2 separate regions of the Homo sapiens genome follow, and region 2 is linked to region 1. Evidence: chromatin loops called from intact Hi-C (ENCODE). Cell type or tissue: pancreas. All regions are shown on one strand.

Region 1 (8,000 bases):
TCTCATCCAAGGAGGGGAAAGGGGCACTCTCGGACTATGAGAAATGAGTGGGTTGCTCTTTTCTGTCCCAAACTCACCTCTCATGAGTGGGTGACAGGATATTCCTGAATAGCTCCAGTATCCCCTTGCACAGCCACCTTTTTATTAGAGACACTGCCCAAGGGCATTTGCAGTACTGAGTGTTCTGCCCTGGTGTCAATTAGGAAACGTACAGGCCGGCCCCCCACTGTGGCGGACACCATGGGTTCCCGGGGGCCAAGGGAGAGGGAGACCCAGCCCCATCAATCAGCATATTCCTCCACAGCAGGGAGGATGAGGACCTTTTTATTCTCTGGTTTTTCTTCTGGTTTTAATGGGCGTTCCTTCTTCCAGTGTCAAATCTGCTTGCAATAAGCACATTGGTTTTTTAGTACAGGAGCCTGCTCACCTTTTTGGCCTTTTTGGCAGGGACCCGAGATCTCCTGGCCAGCGCTCTGTGCTGGGGGCCCTTCCCTCCTGGCTTCTTGGATGGCAGCCACTAAGATTTTTGCCTGTCTTTTTGATGCTTTGTCAGCAGCCTTTTCAGCTGCCTGAGATGCCTCTTTTTGTTTTTCAAACTCTTGATTGTCAAAAACTTTCTGTGCTATTTCTAAAAGCTGAATGATATTCATTCCAGCAAATCCCTTTAATTTTTGTAATTTCTTTTTAATATCAGGGGCCTCCTGAGCCACAAATGCCAAATTAATAGCACGGCTATTCTTAGGAGCCGCTGGCTCAAAAGGGGTGTAAGTCCAATAGGCCTCCTGGAGGTGTTCCAAAAATGCTCCCAGTGACTCATCAGGCCCCTAGAAAACTTCAGTTGTCTTAGATAAATTTATGGGTTTTTGAGTTGCTCCTTTGATACCCACAAGGAGATACCAGTGAAAATCATCCAAAGCTGTCTTTCCCCATGAGGAGTTTGGATCCCAACTGGGCCGGGTAGAGGGAAAAACCTCCACTAGGAGGTCTTGGGCTTCCCCCTCTGGTCTACCGGCTGATGTAAGGAAATACTTCCTAGCCTCCCTTCAGATACAGTCCCTCTCTTCAGAGGTGAAAAGTGTTAAAAGGAGTTCCTGACAGGCATCCCAGGTGGGCCAGTGAGTCCGGAGCATGGATTCCATCAGTGAGGTCAAGACCTGGGGCTTTTCAGAGTAGGGGGGATTATGAACCTTTCAATTGTACAGGTCAGAAGTAGAGAAGGGGACATAAACTAAAAATGGAGCAGAGCGCTCACTGCCTGGAGGGATTTGGGCCTCTCTCAGCAGGAGGAGAGGGGCCACCTCCTCTGGCTGAGGCCGTAATTGGGTGGCTATAGGTGGAGAAGCCACAGAGCATGTAGTCAAGGAGACATGGGAAGATTCTGGGAGAGCAGGAGGGTTGTAGGGTGGCAAACATGGGTGAGGAAAACTTTCCTCTTCTTTAGAAGGAGGCAGTACAGGAGGAGCCGAGGGAGCTGAGGGTTGGGGCAAAAGTGCAGTCGGGCTCAAAAGGACCTGGGAGGTGGGATCATGAATGGTGCATGAGCAGAGCCATGGAGGAGGGCTCTGGACCAAATCTAGCCATTGATCAATGTAAGGAAACTGATTGGGGTGTCCGGGAGTTCCAGCAATGACCTGCCACACAGTCTGCACAGTTGTGAGATTCAGTGACCCTTCTAGGGGCCACCTGGTTCCAAACTGTGGCCATTCCACTTCATAAAGTGTCCAGAGTTTGCTTTCTTAAGGCAGACTCCATAATCCTCTGAGAAGCCCAGAGAGGAATTTTGTAACGTATATTGGAAGGGCTCCAATCTTTATGGGGCCAGGAAGAAGAGTTCCCCATTCTGGAGGCAATTAACAAGGTCTAGGCGAAATATTAAACTCAGCATGGACAGAGAAATTCACAATCTGGGGGGCTGTAGTATAGGAAGAACAGAAGTATTATAACCAGAAGAAGTAGGAAAACAACTATAGCCAACACTTCTTGTCACATAAGTTCTGTTTCTTTAAGCTTTGAGATCTAGGGGGAGGACAAGAGGTGGGTCTGAGGCCAGTGGGACCTATGTGATCCTCCCCTCCTTTCTGACTTATAGCCCAAATATCTTTGGTATCTCCACGACTCAAAGGCAAAAAGTTTAAAGTTGGCCCTTTCTTTTAAGGATTTTAGGAGGGAGAGTAGAGTCATTGGACGTTGGACTTGCTGTGACACAGGAAAACAAGATGGGTGGGGTAAGGGATGGGGATGAGGAGGAAAGGGGCCACTCTGATCTTTTCTAAGGTAGGAGAGTAGCCAGAGGGATAGAATAAGAATCCAGGTGGAGTAAAGCAGTATGGGCACAGGTTTCTCTGCACAGTGCCTTATCTAAGGGCATGGGAAAAGTTATGGGATGACAGAAAAGGTGAGCAAGGAGGACTGCAGGGTGGCTATTTTGAATCCACCACTGGTCTAAGGCAGAGGTGGTCCAGTCACTGGGGCATGGGGTGTGGCAATCCAAATGCTAGCAATCTTTATGGTGCCAGAAATCCCAAACGGGCAAATGTTCCCCACACGCCTCCCCGTAACAACACCTGATTTGTTTCTGACAGAAAAGGCAGGACTGGGAAGACCAGCCCAAATGACTGATGAGAAATTTGACCTCCTGTGTTAGAAAATCTGCATTCAGGACTTTAAAGAAGTTCTTGCCCAGTCATCTTCGGAAATATCGATGACCTGACATGTGAAACTTAGACAGACACCAGACAGGACAAGAGACACCGGGGTATACAAACAATTATGACAATTTTTATAGACAGACAAGGGGAGGGGGTCCCGTGATGGGATCAGCCAGATGCCCACCTGGCTGCTCCGCCGGAGGGGACTTAGGCTCCTCTTGGCATTGGCAGACCGGTATAAACCCACCGGCTCAGATCAAGCTATGCCCGATGCTGCCTTAAGCCTTATGAGGTCGCCACGGAACCACAGGTGAGGGCCCACTCCAACTCCGTAGCTTTCACCGTGGAGCTGCAAACTGGAAATTCAAGGACAAGCCCTTGAACCCCACATTCACACACACACTTACACAGAGTTTATCACAATTCTTTATTCCCATTCTAAAACAGAGGTCTCCTAGAAACCTGAATGAGAGAAGGAGAAGAGATAAAAAGAGAGAGAGAGAAAGACAGAGAGAAAGACAGAGAGAGAGAGAGAGAGAGAGAGAGAGAGAGAGAGAGAGAGAGGCTAGTCTTAACAGAGAAGGCTGACAGAAACCAGGACTCCGTCCTCCAGCATCCTGGAATATGGGCAGAGTCAGAAGGACGCCCTCGTCAGGGCCGCTTCCCTCCCAGAGAAACAGAGTCAGATCTGACTTACCTTCCCAGGACCAGAAATGCAGGACTCAGGAGTTGATTTTGGAGGGCACACACCGGCAGTCGATCCGTTCCCCTCCGGAAGACAGTGGCCTACGGGTCTCTGGAACAGCTTCAGGAGGTGCCTCCCCTATAAGCCCGCTGTCCAGCCAGGAGAGCCTGGAGCGAGTCCGGCACTCACCAGGTGGCAATTATCTTGCTGGGGCTTCCAAATGTTGTAACCGAGCGAGTTGTAGAGAAACGCCACACTCTGAGACTAATTTCAGGAGTCCTTTTATTGCCGGTGACCGAGAGACAGCTAGTGCTCAAAATTCTCTCGGCCCCGAAGAAGGGGCTAGATTTTTTTTATATCGTGGTCTAAATAGGGGAGGCGGAGTTTAGCTAAAGCAATTTTTACAGAAGTAGAACAGGCAGAAAGTTAAAAAAATTAATTGGTTACAGAAGCAGTTACAGAAAAATAAACAGTTCCAGGTGCAGGGGTTTAAACTATCACAAAGAGGTAAATGCAGGGGTTTTAGGTGCGTCCCCAGGAGCTGCTGGTTCAGCTTGCCTCAATATCTTATCAGTAAGTGCATTCCTGGACGTGCTTGGAGTCAGCTTGCACTAGTTATGCCCTTAAGGGAGGGAGGTAAAGGGGCTGTAAGTGAAGGAAATAAAATGGAGTCTGTCCGGCTCTCTCAGCTAAGAGAGATAATCAGGTTAAAACAAGGTAGGGTATCAAGAGATCATGCCATTGTACTTCAGCCTGGGGGACAAGAGCAAGACTTTGTCTCAAAAAAAAAAAAAATTGGTAATATGGTGCACTGTAAGCTACAGAAAGACAGTTATAAAGAAAGATTTTATATAAGGAAGAATCTTGTATGTTAAATTCTTGTTCTAAAAGGAGATGACTGGTTGTTTAAAGAATGGATGTTTAGGACAAGTCAGAAAGTTTGTTATAAGATGGTCTGTGGAAATAAAGAGTTGAATAATTAAAGGAAAGGCATTGCCAAGATTAACACTAAAGTTACTTTAGCCACCGGATGATGTATTTCTCCCAATCATATTGAAAGTTATAAAAATGGCCTAAACCTAAAAGTATTCCCTAATGGCAAGTCAAGGGGAAAATGTATGTTTTTCTCAAAGAAAATGTTACTTTTATATTAACGTTTCTGGTAATGTACAGCAACATCTAGTGGAGGCAAACCAGTATTACAATCCATTGGGACAACTAACAGGTGTAGAACTCTGCTATTATACCATAAGGTTGTATTACCCCACTAGCAGCGGTCATCTTAATATGAATATTCTAATCCTGTCTTCAAAACCTTCTGGTAAAAATTATCTCTTTTTTGCCTAGGTGCTGCAAACAGAGCCACACGAGGACACACCATTCTTTTTTTTTATTGTTTGTTTGTTTGATTTAAGACGAAGTCTCGCTCTGTCACCCAAGCTGGAGTGCAGTGGTGAGATATCGGCTCACTGCAACCTCCGCCTCCCAGGTTGAAGCAATTCTCCTGCCTCAGCCTCCCTAGTAGATGGGATTACAGGCACGCAACACCAAGTCTGGATAATTTTTGTGTTTTTATTAGAGATGCGGTTTCACCATGTTGGCCAGGCTGGTCTTGAATTCCTGACCTCAGGTGATTCACCTGCCTCGGCCTCCCAAAGTGCTGGGATTACAGGCATAAGCCACTGCACCTGGCCTGGACACACCATTTTTTTTCAAGAACTCTTAGATCAACCTCAGGAGGAGCCCTAACTGCTGTTCCCCAACATGATGGCCCTTTTCAGCAGGAAGTATCTTGAAAGATTCGTCATCTGACACCCCCTAACAGCAGTTAGGAATACGTCTCCTGAGGGGAGAATAATATAGGAGTTATTAAGAAATTATTTTAGGCATTTAGAGAGGGTAAAAGAGTTCTCTCACTAGAATTTTTCTTTAATAAAAAGCAGCCCCAAAGCCAATTCTTTTCTAACAGAAAACAGCCTGAAAAGTCAAGCTGCAAGCTGATAAGCAGGCTGGAGACTTTCATTTGTAAATGCAGGCGGCTGTATTAAAAGGCAAGTACATTTCAACAGAGGTGAATTCCTCCTCTTTTTTCTTTGACACCACTTGTGTGGGTGTCATGGCACCAGCCAGGTAAAGCCACGTGAGCAGGTATCATGGTGACAGGTAGAAGCTACATTTGCATAATAAAAGACTAGGGTGGGAGGGCCAGCCTTTGCATGGGTTATGTAAATGGCACACCTGGTCAACCAATCTCCTGTGCCCTATGTAAATCAATCACTGACTCCTCAAGCTTCTCTACAAAATCAATTGTGTTCTACCCGCAACCAGGAAATTTTTTAGGTGACCCTGTTTCTCAGCATGAGGAGCTTTCTCTCTCTCTGTTATTTTTGCCTATTAAACTTTCTTTTTTTTTTTTTTTTTTTTTTTTTGAGACGGAGTCTCACTCTGTCGCCCAGGCTGGAGTGCAGTGGCGCCATCTCGGCCCACTGCCAGCTCTGCCTCCCGGGTTCACGCCATTCTCCTGCCTCAGCCTCCCGAGTAGCTGGGACTACAGACGCCCGTCACCACGCCCGGCTAATTTTTTGTATTTTTAGTAGAGACGGGGTTTCACCGTGTTAGCCAGGATAGTCTCGATCTCCTGACCTCGTGATCCACCTGCCTCGGCCTCCCAAAGTGCTGGGATTACAGGCGTGTTGTCTATTAAACTTTCCACCCCAAAATCAATCCTCGTGTGTGTTCGTGTTCTAAATTTTCCTCGTGTGAGACAACAAACCCCAGGTATTTACCCCAGACAATGCAGCCATTTCAGAGTCTGGGAAATGAATCTTAGTCACAGAAAAAAAGAACAGCAATGAACATGGCAAGGTGCTTATGATTCTGGTCCACTGGATCTTCCTATCCCTAGGAAAGTAAATACCATCACAGTCAGCACCCAGCAAGTTACCACCATATAATTTCTTGTTTGTTCCAAAATAAATACAGGTGATTCTTATCACAAAGGCAAATAAAAAGTAGTTTACTTTTTAAACTGAACTGTATCAGTTTAGTTTACTCTTAAGTTCTTATAATTTTGAAAATGCAGTTGACACTTGTATGGCTTATGAAATTTTTGATAGTCTAACATTACTTGAATTGTTCAAAGAACAGTATATTTTAAATTAAGAAGAGTAAACTGTATGTGTTTGTTTCCTATATTTAAGGTTTAGAATCACAAATTACACTCCTGTTTATGATTTGAAAACTTCAAAGTTTGGTTTTTCCATCTGTACATACACAGAACAGTGTTATCGTGCTGAAACATTTGTATCTTAAGATGGCAGTCACAGTTTCCATCTGTCTGGATATATTTTGGACTTTTGCATGTTAAACATAAGAAAGAGACTTTTTGTTTTAGGTAATCTAAGACTGTTGTACACAAACTACAGATTACTGTAGGGTTCAGCAAACTATGTTTATAATGTGACATTAATATCTATTTTGATGTCTAAATCAAAACTTTTTTTAGAAATAATTTTTTTTTTACAAATATCTCCACAAATTCAGGTTTATTTTATAAAATGGCAGGATAGTAAAGAAATAGGTGGTTTGCCATAGTATATGAATACATGCACTTAATTAAAATACCAAATATTATAATCAAAATTTAGATAGCAGATTTAAATAATTTCTTGATTTTTCACTACAGGATAGAAATTCACAAATATTTTATAAATCAAAGCTATTAGTATTAGGTTTTACTTAGTAGTAATATATATATATATTCTGGGTATTTAAAAAATATATATATATTCTGGGTATTTGAAAACACCAAATTATTGATGAAAATGTCCATTTTGAACAAATTATTGATCATATATATCATACATCATACATACATATCATATATGCAATCATACATTATCATATATGTATGATGTATAATATATGATCAAGAATTTGTTCAAAATGGGTATTTTTCATCAATAATTTGGTGTTTTCAAATACCCAGAAGTCTTGTTTTAATCAGATTAACTCTAAGAATAGTTTACTAATTTTATTTTTTATGGTGTGTTCAAAATTTGATAGTTTAATATGGATTGATGATGGGTAAACTAATCAATTTCTTTTCAAATCTCATAGGCCTATTACATTGTCAAGGATGTTATTAATAAAAATTCTTTCTTTTAATATTGTTTACAGGGATTTAGGTCTAGTCTAATCTGCTCAACCTGTTAATCAGTGTCAGCTGCCAGATTCCAACTCATTTTTAGTGTGCCTATGTGACTTTTTCTCCATAGTCTCTGAATTACATTTTGATTAGTTATTGGAATATCATATAGCACAGCTCATACATTTAAAACAAAACCACCAGGTAAAATGAGTTCTGGTTTAGTATAAAGAAGCTGTCACCAAGTTAGTGTTACATACATAGATGGATGTGGCTCAACAAGATTTTAGACAAAAAAATTTGAATTGAACTATGGCAACGTGTGTTGCTATGACTTAGCCTCTAGTGGGCTTATGAACAAAGACAAATTTCAGCAAATTTATCCAGTTGCTTTCAGTATCTCTAAAGATAGTATGTCAAGAATTCTCATGCTACTGTCTGAAAAAACAGATTCTTCTCTTATCTAAGAAATCAACTGGATATATTTTTATAAGCTTGTGCAAGAAAAAACTGCAATGCA
Region 2 (8,000 bases), 500 kb before region 1:
AACAAGGAATCTGGGGACCATCCAGACCAAGTCTGAACTGGAACATGGGCCAGCCTGCGCATTGTAGCTATGATTTCCATGACCGCTTGGTCATTATCATCAATTTCTAGGCAACAGTTGGTTCAATTAAATTTTCCACATACTCCTCCTTCTGAGGCTAAGAGGTAATCTAAAGCCAATCTATTATGATATATAGCATTTCTCATTTGTTTTGCTTGTATTGCCAATAAATCTAGTGCCCTTGATGTTTCATTGGTTATAATTTCTAGGACTGCCTGCAACCTTATGATGAGGTTGAGCATATAGATTGGGTTGTGGTACCCCTGTGACCCATCTTGCGCCCAGGTAGCTGGCCCATAATATTTCGTGATTCAGGCCATTCATTTTCTTTCCAGTTTCCTATGTCCACATCGTTTTTGATATTTGTGTCTATTTTTGTGATTATGCTTCTTCTAGTTCTTCCTTTATTTTTATCATAAACTGGATATCCTAAGAGTTCCTGTTGCTTTAGAGGAATTAGAAGGATGGCTTGACTGTTCCTAACACACATGCCCCTGTCCATTTAGCTAGCAGTAGCTGATATGCCTGTGCTCCACAGATCCAATACAGGCCAGAGGGTGCCTTTCAAGCATTTGCAGCCTCTAGCTGATGCCAAGAGTGGCTTATAGTAGACAATCAAGAGAAAGGGTTTGGATCTGGTAAGTAGGAGTCAGTCTGGGTGTTTCTTCATAGTTTTGTTTTTAGTCTCATCATAATACTGTTGCCCTAGGCAGGTTGTTTCTCCTACTGCCTCTGTGAAAGCCTTTCCCCATTGAGCGATACAATACCTTCCAATTATGGAGGTTTTTAACAACCAGACACTGGCAAAGGCTGTTGGTTCACTGGCAGGGTTAAGCGAAGTGAAGTTATCTTATGGTATTAATTATTTTGCCTCCCATGGCCACTAGTCCCCCATATTATTTCCTCCACATACACAGCATGAGGAAATTCCTAAGCTGCCAGCTATGTTTTCAGCTAGTTGAGCAAATAAGTGTTTTGTTGATGGGGGAAACTCAGGCACTGTCTGATCAAAATGCTTATAGAATGACTTATGGGCCTGGAATTGTGAGGTTGGATGCATTTGAGTCCATCTAGTCTTTTTGACAATTAGTAGTGGAATTCCAAGGCCTGCTCTTTTTCTATGAACTCATAATAGTGCTGTCTGTCCTGTAGAACAAAAAGGTAGCTCTGGCTTTAAGACAGTAAAATTTAAAGGATTGCATGTTCTTGTCTTACAATCTGGTTTGTTTGACATACCACTTAGCAGAGCAGTCCTTCCTGAATAAAGGTGTTGGAGCTGTATTTGTGTAGACCATGGAATGTTACAGTCTGAGCATCTGATTTGTGGTTCTCCATACAGATGTTTAGGACTGCTGCTAAGCCTCTCTTGTGTCAAACCACTGCAGACTCCTTCTGTTTTTTTTAGGATTTGAACATATGCAGCATGGCAGGCATCAAAGTACAAGGAAATAGGCTCTTTATAGGAGGGAGGGGCTTCTTTGGTTCAAGCTATAAGCTCTCCTTCTTTTTCTCCCTCTGATTTAATATGTACCTCAAACCAGAATTCATAGGGTAAGAGCTTAGGGTCATAACATAAATATAGCTGATTATTTCCTGGGTCACAGACTGAATAGGTGGTCTGGTTGTATGTGCAGGTTCCTAACTTGGTTCCTGTACATTCATAGTAGGTATGGTACAGTAGAGTTTTAACTATGGTATTCGTTACCCAGGTAGTATGTACACAGTGTGAGCATCCTTCTAGAGATTTCTCCCCTTTTAGTATAGGCAGAAATGGTAACAACATCAGTGTATGTAATAGAAACATGCTTATACTACACATGTGCATGGCAAACCTTCCTCTGGGCATAGATATTTGCTGTAATAACATAACAACAGAACAATCAGTATTGACAGAATTATAACTAGGCTTATAAATTGTATCCACATTTACTTATCTGGAGATGGTCCTCTTAGCTTCAGCTGTGCATAGACTAGTCAGCTTCTGGGATGTGACTAGAGTAGAGCTTGCAGGATCCTCAAGCTTCAGCCACGCGTAGACTGACCAGCTTCCACTGTGATCAGAGCAGGGCAGTTGTCCTTCTTACTGGTGGTTGCGTTTCGCCGTAGGACTATTCAGGCGGGGTGATCTGTGTCTTGTTGGCTAATTCATTGGTCATTGTCAGGAGTCACTGCTGCCACTGGTTTCGGCTGGCTATGGTGAATCGAAGGTGTGACACCTGCGACTTTAACAGCAGTGGGAGTAGACATAATTACAATATGGGGCCCATCCCATAAGGGCCCCAGGGTTGTTGGATTCCACCTTTTAACCCAGACAGAGTCTCCTGGCTTATGTGGATGCACTACATCTCTTAGACTTATAAGTATCCTTTCCCTTACCCAGCCTTTTACCTCCTGCATTGCCACTCCTCAAGCCTGCATCTGTGTTCTAAGGGTTAGCTCTCCTAACTCCTTTAAATGCCCTCTAATTTGATTAATGATTGCGGGTGGCCTTCTGAACAATATTTCATAGGGCAAGTACCCAGTTTGTTTTGTAGGTGTACACCTCACCTGGAGGAGGACCATGGGCAAGACCTGATCCCATCATAAGTGAGTTTACTGGCAAAATTTTTTAGTAGCTGTTTGAGTGTCTGATTCATCCGTTCCACCTTCTCTGAACTCTTTGGTCAGTAGGCTGTGTGCAATTTCCATTTGATCTTTAAAAGTTGAGTCAACTGTTGTACTACTTCTGCCGCAAATGCAGGACCATTGTCTGATCCTAGGGTTAAAGGCAACCCAAACCTTGATATTGATGTCTTTTAGTAGCACCTTTGTCACCTCTTGTGCCTTTTCAGTTCTGATGGGGAAGGCCTCAACTCACCCCGAGAAGGTGAAACAAACACTAGCATATACCAGTAACCTCCTGCTCAAGGCAACTCGGTAAGGTCTACAAGCAGGTTCTCACAAGGCACAGCTCCCATTTCCTGAATTTCTGGGGGTCGAGTAGGTCCTTGTTTTGGATTAGATATTGTTCGCAGGATAGACATTGTTCGCAAACAGCACGGGTGATGGCAGAGAGCCGTGGCACATAGAAGTGTTGACCTATCAAAGTCTCTAGGGCCGTGCTTCCAGCATGTGTTCCTTGATGGATCTGCTTCACAAACCTTGGGGCTATTGTCTCTGGGACAGCTAGCCTCCCATCAGAGAACAGCCACCATCCACCTTTAATATATTTTCCTGTTTCCTGGCCAAACCAAGCTTTTTCAATTGAAGAGTAATTGGGTACCTCTGGCAAAGGGGGCTCTACAAAGAGAGGCATTGCTAGAGTTATTTCTTCAGGTAAAACCTTGCTCATTGCTGCCCACCTAACTTCTTGGTCTGCCCTCCTGTTGCCCTGTGCCTCATAGCTTTTCCTAATTTGGTGTCCTTTGCAATGAATGAGAGCCACCTTCTCTGGAGCCCATATGGCTTCTAATAATTGCAAAATTTCCTCTTTATTTTGTATTTCTTTTCCTTCAGTAGTCAGAAGTCCTCTCTATTGTATATTGCCCCATGGGTGTGCAGGGTTGCAAAAGCACAGTTTGAGTCAGTATATATGTTTACTTTTTCCCCTTGGCCAATAACAGTGCTCTGGATAATGCTATTATTAATTCAGCCTTCTGAGCAGAAGTCCCAGAAGTTAAGGCTTGAGCCTCGACCACCGAGCGTTGGGTCACTACTGTATACCCTGCATATCGCACCCCATTTGTTATGAAACTGCTACCATCAGTGAAGTATTCAACATCTGGGCTCTCCAAGGGGGTATCCCTTAGTTCTTCCTAGCTCGAGAACATTTTGTCCACTGAATACAGTGCAACAGTGGGGAAGGTCCTGCCAGCAGTGAGGCAACCCACCATTCTTCAAAGTGGGCTCCTCCACAGGCAGCAGGGTAGCTGGGTTCAAGAAATTTACAGTCTGTAGTGTTATCTGGAAATTTTACACAGAAAACTTTGACACTTTAGCATTCTAAAGTTGGACAGGCAACGATGTCCTCTTTGGTCCATTAAGGAGACTACAGCATGTGGCACCCCAATTTTTAACTTCTGTCCTAGGGCTAGCTTGTTGGCATCTTCTATGAGGATTGCAGTAGCTGCCAATGCCCTGAGGCAGTGGTGCCAACCTAAGGCCACCTAGTCCAGTCTTTTGGATAAGTATGCTACCAGCCAATGTAAAGAGCCCAACAACTGAGTTAAGACTCCGACTGCCATTCCCTTTCGTTCATCCACATACAAAAGAAGGGTTTTTCTTACATCTGGCAACCCACATACTGAGGCCTGGATGAGAGCTTCCTTTATATCCTTGAAGGTCTTTTCTTGTTCCTTTTCCCATAGGAGGGGCTCTCTTTCCCTACCTCTGGTAGCCTCATGTAAGGGCCTTGCTATAAGGGAGAAGTTTGAAATCCAGATTCGGCAAAATCTCACCACCCCTAGAAATTCCCTGACCTGCTGCCGCCTTGTAACTGGGTGGACAATGCACATACAGCCTCCTTGCGTGCACTTCCAAGCCTGCATTGGCCTTGGGATACTATGAATCCTAGATATGCAACCTCCCAAAAACAGACTTCTGCCTTGTCCTTGAACACTTTATAACCAGCTTCACACAGCAGGTCGAAGCCTCTCTGTTCCTTGGAGGCATTCCTCCCTCTTAGGGGCAGTTAATAGCAAGTCATCAATGTATTGTAATAGCACAGAATTGTCACTAGACGGCGCAATAGCCTCAAGGTCGGTAGCCAAAGCCTCCTTGAAGATAGTGGGAGAATTCTTAAACCCTTGTGGCAGCCTTCTCCGGGTATACTGCGATTGCCCCCACTGGAAGGCAAATATAGGCTGACTTTGGGGAACAAGCCTCAAGCAAAAGAAAGCATCCTTTAAGTCCAGACATGTGAACCCCGCGGCCTCAGCAGGAATATGTCACAACATTGTGTATGGGTTGGGTACTGTGGCATGGATAGTGGCAGTGGTCTTGTTTACCACCTGGAGGTCCTACACTGGCCTGTATTCACCATTTGGCTTGAGCACGGGCAGCAGAGGAGTATTCCAAGAGGACTTGTATTTCACTATAATCTCATGTTCATAGAGCTGATTTACATGTTTTGTTATGCCTTCAGTTGCCTCTCTGGGTAATGGGTATTAACGGACTCATACCAGGGTAGCATGAGGGTTAAGCTCTACTACCACCGGGGGTCTGTTTAGAACAAGTCCGGGGGGGTTGTCCTCAGCCCATACACCTGGTACCTTGAAAAGCATTCCCCACGTATTGTGTAGGTCCAGCTCCAGCAGCCTCCTGGTACACAGTTCATAGAGCCGCCATTCCTCAGCTATTAGGAGAGCTAGAGTCAATACCATTGCCTTTGGCTTCCCTACCTCCAGGGTCATATTCCCATTAGGTGTAAAGGAAATTTGTGCCTGTATAGTTTCTGGAGTAAGTCTCTCCCCAACAAGGGCACTGGACAATTTGGCATATATAGAAACTCATGCTGCACTTCTTGTCCTCCAATAACACATCTCCTGGATTTGCAAAAAGGTCCCTTTTCTTTGGCCCCAGTAGCCCTTACAATAGTAGCACAGTTCTTTGTGGGGGGGCTAATTGGGTGAGTTACCACAGAGAAATCAGCTCTAGTGTTGACCAAAAAATCCATTGATCAGCCCCCTATTTCCATAGAAACCATAGCCACCCCCCGACCCCAGGGCCTAAAAAGATGGAACGCGGTCTCTCAGTCCTCAAAATTCTTGGCCCCTGCTAAGCCAATCAGATCAGGATCTGCCTTTGAGGCACCATTACTAGCAACAGAACGCCGCACTCGGGTGTTAGACTATTGACCATCATCTCCATCCTTTGCCTTTTTGGGACACTCATCTTTCCAGTGGCCTATTTGCCTGCACTTTGCACATTGGTTCCTGTCCAAAGGGGACAGGCTTTCCTCTCCCAGTCATGTCTGCCCTCTTCCTCAGCCTCTGCTTTGACCACGCCCTCTAGCAAATCCAGGTTTACTTTCTGCTAGTGAAGCAGCTGTAAATTGAACCGTGTCTTTATTTCTGTTTCTGGTTTTTCTTTCTTCCTTTCTCTCTGCCTCTTCTTCCCAGTTTATGTATACTTTGTTTGCTATTTCCAGGAGTTCACTAGTATTTTTCCCTGCAAAGCCTTCCAGCTGCTGAAGCTTTTGTCTTATGTCTCCCTGTGCTTGCCTGACAAAGGTCATATTTATCATGTGTTGGTTTTCAGGAGCCTTTGGAATAATTGGAGTGTACAGCCTATATGCCTCACAAAGCCTTTCAAAGAATGCACTTGGGCTTTCATCAGGCTTTTGGCGCATTTCTGACATTTTACTCATATTCATTGCCTGCCTTCCTCCTGCTTTTATCCCATTCAGGAGTGCCTTTCTATATAGCCGCAGCCATTCCATGTCCCTTGCCTCATTTGGGTCCCAGTTAGGGTCCTCATTTGGGTAACGCTCCAAGGCAAACTGGCATGGGTTAGGGATGGCCTCTGGGGCTTCCCCTTCTAACCAGCTGAGAGCTGCCTGATTAACTCTCCTACACTTCTCTGTATTAAATAAAGTTAGCAAAAGCTGTTGACAATCCGGCCAGGTCAGGTTATGTGTTATAATAAAAGCATTCACCAAATCAATGAGAGCCTGAGGCTTTTCTGTACAGGAGGGGTATGCTGTTTCCAATTTAAGAGATCAGTAGTGGAGAAAGGCTGATAAACATAAAGCCTAGGGTTACCTTGTATCTGCCCCTGGTCATCATAAACTTGTGTCCTTGTCTCTTGAATTGGCATCTGCAAAGCCCATGGTAGGCCTTAGTGGAGGCACCTAGCTGCCTCACCCTGTCCATCTTCCCTGTTTTTATCTAATAGGGGCTTCTTTTTCTCTGGGTGGGGGAGACTGAGCCTCACTTTCCTCTGAATCCGACTCTCCAGATGCTCCTGACTCTGCCTCCTGCCTTACTCTGGCCAAAGATGGGTAGACTGGCACATATGGGGGTGGACATTCCCTTTCCTCAGGTGGGACCTGAAGAACTGGTTTCAGCTGAGGCTTTGGGGATTCCTTTTCCTAGGAGACACTAGAAGCTTTAGGTTTCTCTGTTTTACTTTGGTTGTGCTGCCTGAGCCACTAATGCCTTGCAATATCCCTCTAGGCAGGGCTGTCACCACTTGGGGCGAGTTTGCACCACATTGAGCCAAGAGTCTATATAGGGAAACTGGTCTGGGTATCCTGGTTGTCCTGCAACTCCAGTGACCACCTTAAACACACGGCCAATTAATTCCCTGTCTATTGTACCTTTAGAGGGCCACCCCATATTGAAAGCAGGCCCATCTATCTCACAGTATGTCCTTAACCTTTGAGCAACAAGTTTCATCCCATAATCACCTCTAAATCCTTTTTTAAAATTCTTTATCATGCACTCCAAAGGAGTTGGTTTCAATGCTTTCCCTCTCATTTCCTCCCTTGCAGTGCACTTTCACTCTCACTTTCACTCACAGGTCCACCAGACCAGGTCCTATTATGAGAGTTTTGGATGCTGCTTAGTCAGGAACATGCCTTCCCCTGTCACAGCCTGCTGCAGCTGTGAAGCTGGTCCTTTCAGCCGTATGCAGCATCCTAGGTCTGATGTCCCCTGCACTCATGTCAGAGCACACAGCCCATGCTAAGGGATCTCTGCCTCCCCATGTCACTCCCCGCACTGGCCTCTCCTGAGACCATCTCTTTCACACACTTTCACACACCTCCCCTGCCCCAAGATTCCTCACTGGATGAAACTAGCCTGTCTCATGTCCTGGGTGAGCCTCTCTCATGTCCTGGGTATGTTCACGTGCACCCTCAACACTCCCAGTTGGGGTGGCAAGCCACTCTTGCCACCCTGCCAGCAAGCTCTACCTTGCTGCACTTGCTGCTCTATTGGCCCATTTCCTCATTTTTTTCC

The links. Hi-C counts contacts between places; a loop is a spot of excess contacts. Peaks named below come from ENCODE experiments on the same cell type or tissue, not always from the same donor. Only the 100,000 strongest peaks of a DNase experiment are listed, where the experiment ranks them.
Region 2: it touches region 1 in a loop (2.6-fold over the local background); 38 of 110 quality-filtered maps call a loop at or near these places.

What each region holds. Positions count from the first base shown.
Region 1 is chr19:21,693,896-21,701,895 of GRCh38, forward strand. No RefSeq gene overlaps it. Among named protein-coding and RNA genes, the nearest start is that of ZNF100, 70 kb to the right of the region's middle. RefSeq lists an enhancer at 4,932-5,432. In pancreas, a CTCF peak has its summit at 4,519 (motif pointing left); no DNase peak of the experiment used is centred here; H3K27ac peaks cover 762 bases.
Region 2 is chr19:21,198,293-21,206,292 of GRCh38, forward strand. No RefSeq gene overlaps it. Among named protein-coding and RNA genes, the nearest start is that of ZNF431, 60 kb to the left of the region's middle. In pancreas, a CTCF peak has its summit at 4,761 (motif pointing right); no DNase peak of the experiment used is centred here.